2 separate regions of the Homo sapiens genome follow, and region 1 is linked to region 2. A link is an interaction called in ENCODE POLR2A ChIA-PET data of the cell type or tissue named here. Cell type or tissue: A673. All regions are shown on one strand. Each heading gives the region's core, and the rest is flanking DNA. Links, peaks and the distances in the headings are about the cores only.

Region 1 (2,808 bases), core at 51-2,550, 52 kb before region 2:
ATGATTCCGTCCAGGAGAAATACCCAAAATAGGTAAGTCCACAGAGGCAGAAGGCAGATTGGTAGCTGCCAGGGGCTGCGGGAGGCGGCAACGTGAAGTGACCCCACCGGTACAGGGTTCCTTTTGGGGTGATGAGGACATTTTTTGGATAGAAGGGGTGGGTGCTCAACATTGTGATTGTACTAAGAACTCATGAACTGTTCATGTTAAAATGGTAAATTATATGTGATGTGAATTTCACCTCAACTGAAAATAAATAGGCCGGGCGCAGTGGATCGCTTGAGGCCAGGAGCTCAAGACCAGCCTGGCTATCATGGCAAAACCCCATCTCTACTAAAAATACAAAATTCAGTCAGGTGTGGTGGCGCATACCCGTAATTCCAGCTACTCAGGAGGCTGAGGTAAGAGAATTGCTTGAACCAGGAGGCAGAGGCTGCAGTGAGCCAAGATCATGCCACTGCACTCCAGCCTGGGCAACAGAGCAAGGCCGCATCTCAAATAAACAAATAAATAAACAAAAAGATGGTGTTGCTGAATGCACACCACTCCAGCCCAGTTTACCGACTTCCTGAAAGCTGGGTCCAACTCCCAGCAGGTAGGAGTTCCTCACCCAGGCCTGGAGCTATCAGACATTCGAGAAGCATCTGCTGAGCCCCTACTGTATGTGCTGAGCACTGGAAATATGGCAGTGAACAAGACAAAATTACATTTTACATTTTAATTTTAAAATACATGAGTGATTAAAATAAAGTTCACAACTGTATTCGTTTCCTGTGGCTGCTATAACAAATTATTACAAATTGGGTGGCTGAAACCAGCGACCTATCCTCTCACAGTTCTGGAGGCCAGAAATCCAAGCTCAAGGTGTCACCAGGGCCACACACCCTCCAAAGACTCTGCAGGGGGAGCCTTCTCTGTGTCTTCCAGTTCCCAGTGGCTCCTGGCGTTCCTTCCGTCTTCACGTGGACTTCTCTGCTGTGTGTCTTCTCTTAGAACACTTGTCATTGGATTTAGGGCCCATCCTATTCCAGGATGATCCCATCTTGAGACCCTTACCTTAGTGACATCTGCGAAGACCTGTGGTCCAAATAAGGCCAAGGTCATATTCACAGTTTCCAAGTGTACCTATGTTTCATGGGCCATGACTCAACCCACTACCAAAGCCAAGACCTCAAAGTGGCAGCAGTCGCATGCCCGGAAACACCTTTGGTGCCCCTTTCCTTTCCCGCTAGTTCCAGAAAACTGGCTGGAAGCTGCAGAGGAGAGCTCCAGGGATCTCCGGGATGGCCCCAGGGCCCCCCTATAGCCGACAGAGCTGGAAACAGACCTGAGAGATCCCACAGCCACCCTCTCCGGCCTGAGCCTGCTAAAAACTGGCCCCAAGGAACCCAAATCCCCTTCCCTGTGGCAGGCATCCATGAGCCAGCCACTCGTGGGCAGCTTGAGGAAAGGGGCCTGCCTCCTGGATGGGGAGGCCAGACACAGGCCATCACCTCTGCCCCTAAATAAAGACACTCCCCAGACCAAAATGCATCCTATTTCCCCATCCAGGCCCGGGATTCTTCTCCACAAAAGCATCAAAATGAAGCCCTGACCACGTTGGCTAAGGGAAGCCAACGGTACTCCAGGGCTGTTTTTCTGCATGTTGTTTTTATTTTTAAAAGGGGCCGCCCCCACCCACAGCAGCTGTGAGCTGGCAGCTGGCAGAGTTAATTGCTCACTCAAGACTCACTTCCAACTGCAGCACCATCCGGCACGCCAGAATACCATGGGCACCCAGCAACTGGCAAGGACGGCTGGGGGCAGGGGGCAGGTGGCTGCCTGTTCTGGGGCTCCTGGGAACCCACACCCCGGTGGCAGGGGCAGCGGCAGAGGAAAGAGGAGTGCCCAGGAATGCTCCACGCCAGCCAGCTGGATCCCAGGGACCTAACCCGGGAAGGACACATCACGCCGGCCAGCATCACCCAAGCTCTCAGTGTGCCAGGGTCAGTGGGCTTCACGCGGCCTCCACTGTGCCTTACAACCGGCGTGTCCAGTCTTTTGGCTTCACTGGGCCACACTAAAAGAACTGTCTCGGATCACACATAACACTAACACTAACCATAGCTGATGAACTAAAAAAAAAAAAAACAAAAAACCGAAAAACAATCTGTTTTAAGAAAGTTTACAAATTTGTGTTGGGCTGCATTTAAAACCGTCCTGAGCCGCAGGTTGGACAAGCTTGCCTTACAACAATCCTATGGGGTGCTGTCATACCCATTCCATTAATACATACTGGGAAACTGAGGCAGAGAGCAGTGAAGTGACTTGCCCAAGGGGACGGGGCTGGGAAGTGGCAATGTCGGTTTTGAACTCAGCAAGTGTGAAACCCGCATCTACGACACTAACCACTAGACTATACTGTCTCCAAGAATGTCAGGCCCCACTGGAGACATGGTATTGTTCTCTGAGAAACTGCTGTGGCCGTGGGCCTTGACTTTCAGAAATGGCATCTCCAATGGTGTCAGACGTGACTTCCCAAGACTTGAGACCTTCTGGAACAGCCCATGGGACATTCTACCCAGATCACAGTGGGGACAAAATACTTTAAAAGTCACTGCTAAGAAGAGGCTATAAAATGGTGACAGCCAGTTGTGGCCATGAAGAAAACTTGTTCTGGCCCATTCAATGTTTTTTAAAAACTAGGCCATTCCTTATAAAATCCAGATTTCCAGCTTCTCTTGGAAAACCATCAGAATACCCAGCATGCCAGTTAGCCACAATCCCCACTCCTCCCCTTTGACCTGCACTGACTCACTCACTCCTTTC
Region 2 (2,808 bases), core at 270-2,769:
ACAGGTAGTTGGCACTCGAAAAAGTAAGTTATCATCAACCTCATGTGCTAAGCAAGGACCCTCCCTGGACATAAGGAATCGGGCCTTGAAGTCAGCCCTTTAAAGGCTAAGAAAACAAGAAAAACACCCTGGCATTCAAAGCAAAGTGAACGTTCAGAACATGGGGGATTGGCGGGGGACAGGGTCTCTTGGCCCTCATCCTTTCTGCACAGAGGCCCTTCTGATCTCACAGTCCTGCAGAAACCTCACTGAGGATGTCGCTCAGAGTCCCCAGCCAGCCCCCACTTACCCTTGCTGCAAGAAACTGCAATGTCACCCCCGGCTTCCTCTGCTCCTTCAGTTAAGACACTGTTTACATTTCAGAAAGAATGGAGCTGGGAACAAACTCAGGCCCCCCTCTGATAGGCCCGATGATCTCTGAAGATCAACAGCTCGCTTTCTCCCAGGGGTTCCCCCTCATTTCTGGGGTGTTGTCCCACCAGGGCATCTGCTTGAGTCTTTGCTCTCAGGCACCATGGGTGGGAGCACAGGAGGGCCCCATCAAGGGGAGCGATCCAGCGAGGATGACATGGTCCCTGCAGTCTTGCTCTCCTGAATGGCGGTGGTGGGGCTGGCTAGGTGGATCCTGCCATCTCTCCAATGGGACAGCCCGCAGCTGTGAACAAGCCTGAGAATAAGCTGTACCTTCTGTTCCCGTGGGGGCAGACCTCCCAGATACATTGTTTAGCGCAAAAGCACGTGCAGTGCTGGGTGTGCAGTGTGGTACCTTTTGTGCAGAAAAGCGGGGAGGGGTAAGTGTGCTTAGGCTGCCGGGCTATGCATGATACTTTTTGGCATATATTAATGGGGTACAAGTGCAATGTTGCTACATTGTTATATTGCACTGTGGTGAAGGCAAAGTGTTAGGATGCACCCATCATGGGAGCCATGCGCCTTATGTCCACCAAGCAACCTCCCGCCATCTAACCCCCTCCCATGTCCCCACGCCTCTCGGTCTCCAATTCCATCATTCCACACTCTGCTTCCATGTGTACACATTATTTAGCTCCCACTTGTAAGTGAAAACATGCAGTATTTGCTTTTTTTTTTTTTTTTTTTTTTTTGAGACAGAATCTCGCTCTGTCACTCAGGCTGGAAGTTCAGTGGCGTGATCTTGGCTCACTGCAACCTCCACCTCCCAGGTTCAAGTGATTCTCCCGCCTCAGCCTCCCAAGTAGCTGGGACACCACCATGCCCAGCTAATTTTTGTATTTTTAGTAGAGACGGGTTTCACCATGTTGGCCAGGCTGGTCTCGAACTCCTGGCCTCAACCAATCTGCCCGCCTTGGCCTCCGAAAGTGCCTGGGATTCCAGGCATGGCCCACTGCGCCCGGCCAGTATTTGTCTTTCTGTGTCTGAGTCGTTTCGCTTAGGATAATGGACTCCAGTTCTATCCACATTGCTGCAAAAGACAGGATTTCATTCTTTCTTATAACTAAATAGTGATCCATGGTGTATAGGTACCACACTTTCTTTATTCAATCCTTCATTGATGGACACTTAGATTGATTCCATATCTTATATGCATGAAGACTTCTGCAAGGAGATTAATTCAGGCGTGCCCACTGTGTGCGAGGCACCACACTAGGTGTGTGAGATATAGCAGTGAATGAGATAGGCAGTCTCTGCCTCCGTGGAGCTGACATTCTAAAGAGAGGGATGCATAATTAAAACTCAATAAATATATCATTCCCTGGATGAGAAGGTGGTAAGTGCTCTGCAAGAAATAAATCCAGAAAGGAAGGCCAGGCACTGTGACTCACTCCTGGAATCCCAGCACCTTGGGAGGCCAAGGTGGGTGGATCACCTGAGGTCAGGAGTTCGAGACCAGCCCGGCCAACATGGTGAAACCACCTCTCTACCAAAAATACAAAAATTAGCTGGGCATGGTAGTAGGTGCCTGAAATCCCAGCTACTTGGGAGGCTGAGGAAGGTGAATCGCTTGAACCCGGGAGGCAGAGGTTGCAGTGAGCCACGATCGCATCACTGCACTCCAGCCTGGGTGACAGAGCGAGACTCAGTCTCAAAAAGATAATGAATAAATCAGGAAAGGAAGGTAGTGTGCACAGGTGTGGGAGGTCAGGGAAGTATCTGGGAGAAAGCACAACAGGCAGAGGGAACCACCAGTGCAAAGGCCCTGGGGTGGGAATGTGCCTGGTGTATTCCTGGAACAGCAAAGAGCCCCGTGTGAGAACAGTGGATGGAGTGGGCAGTTCAGGGAGGGACATATGGCAGGAGCCAGGGAGAGGTTGGGGAGGACACAGGACAAATTGACAGCAGAGGTTGCCTCTGGGTGGGGGCTGGGGGAGGATGTGACAAGGGCAGGTGCAGGGGACGCCCTGGGAAATGGGGGTTGAGGCAGAGGGTCACTTGCTCTGACCATGTCTGTGTGAAATGTTTACAGATGGAAAATGCTTTCTTGCTTTGTTTTTCAGCTTGGATATCTGGTTTTGGACATCCCTGCGTGCACTTCTGGAGTCTTTCGAGATTCAAGGAGGTCTCCTTTCCAGCATCTTTGCCCCACATTTTCTCCTTCTCAGCCTCCCTGAGAATGTTAGGAATTAGCCCCTGGGTGGCCTCACCCTCTGCTTGGGCCTGGAAAGCCAACCCCTGCCCCTTCCCTTCTTCCCAGGGCACAGACACGCACAGACACACACACAGATGGTGAAAGAGCCTGCACTGCAGTGGTGACTGTTGCTGCATCCAACTCTAAAGCAGCCCTGGCCCAAACCGCCCCGCTCAGACCTGGACCAAGGGGAGATCAGACCC

The links. Peaks named below come from ENCODE experiments on the same cell type or tissue, not always from the same donor. Only the 100,000 strongest peaks of a DNase experiment are listed, where the experiment ranks them.
Region 1: POLR2A ChIA-PET joins it to region 2 with 17 read pairs; 11 of 35 experiments call an interaction of 5 or more read pairs at or near these places.

What each region holds. Positions count from the first base shown.
Region 1 is chr12:124,521,521-124,524,328 of GRCh38, forward strand. The region is part of intron 2 of NCOR2 (nuclear receptor corepressor 2); the gene reads right to left. Among named protein-coding and RNA genes, the nearest start is that of NCOR2, 45 kb to the right of the region's middle. RefSeq lists an enhancer at 1-45. In A673, for the core only: no CTCF peak of the experiment used is centred there; no DNase peak of the experiment used is centred there; H3K27ac peaks cover 1,490 bases.
Region 2 is chr12:124,573,644-124,576,451 of GRCh38, forward strand. No RefSeq gene overlaps it. Among named protein-coding and RNA genes, the nearest start is that of NCOR2, 7.4 kb to the left of the region's middle. In A673, for the core only: no CTCF peak of the experiment used is centred there; no DNase peak of the experiment used is centred there.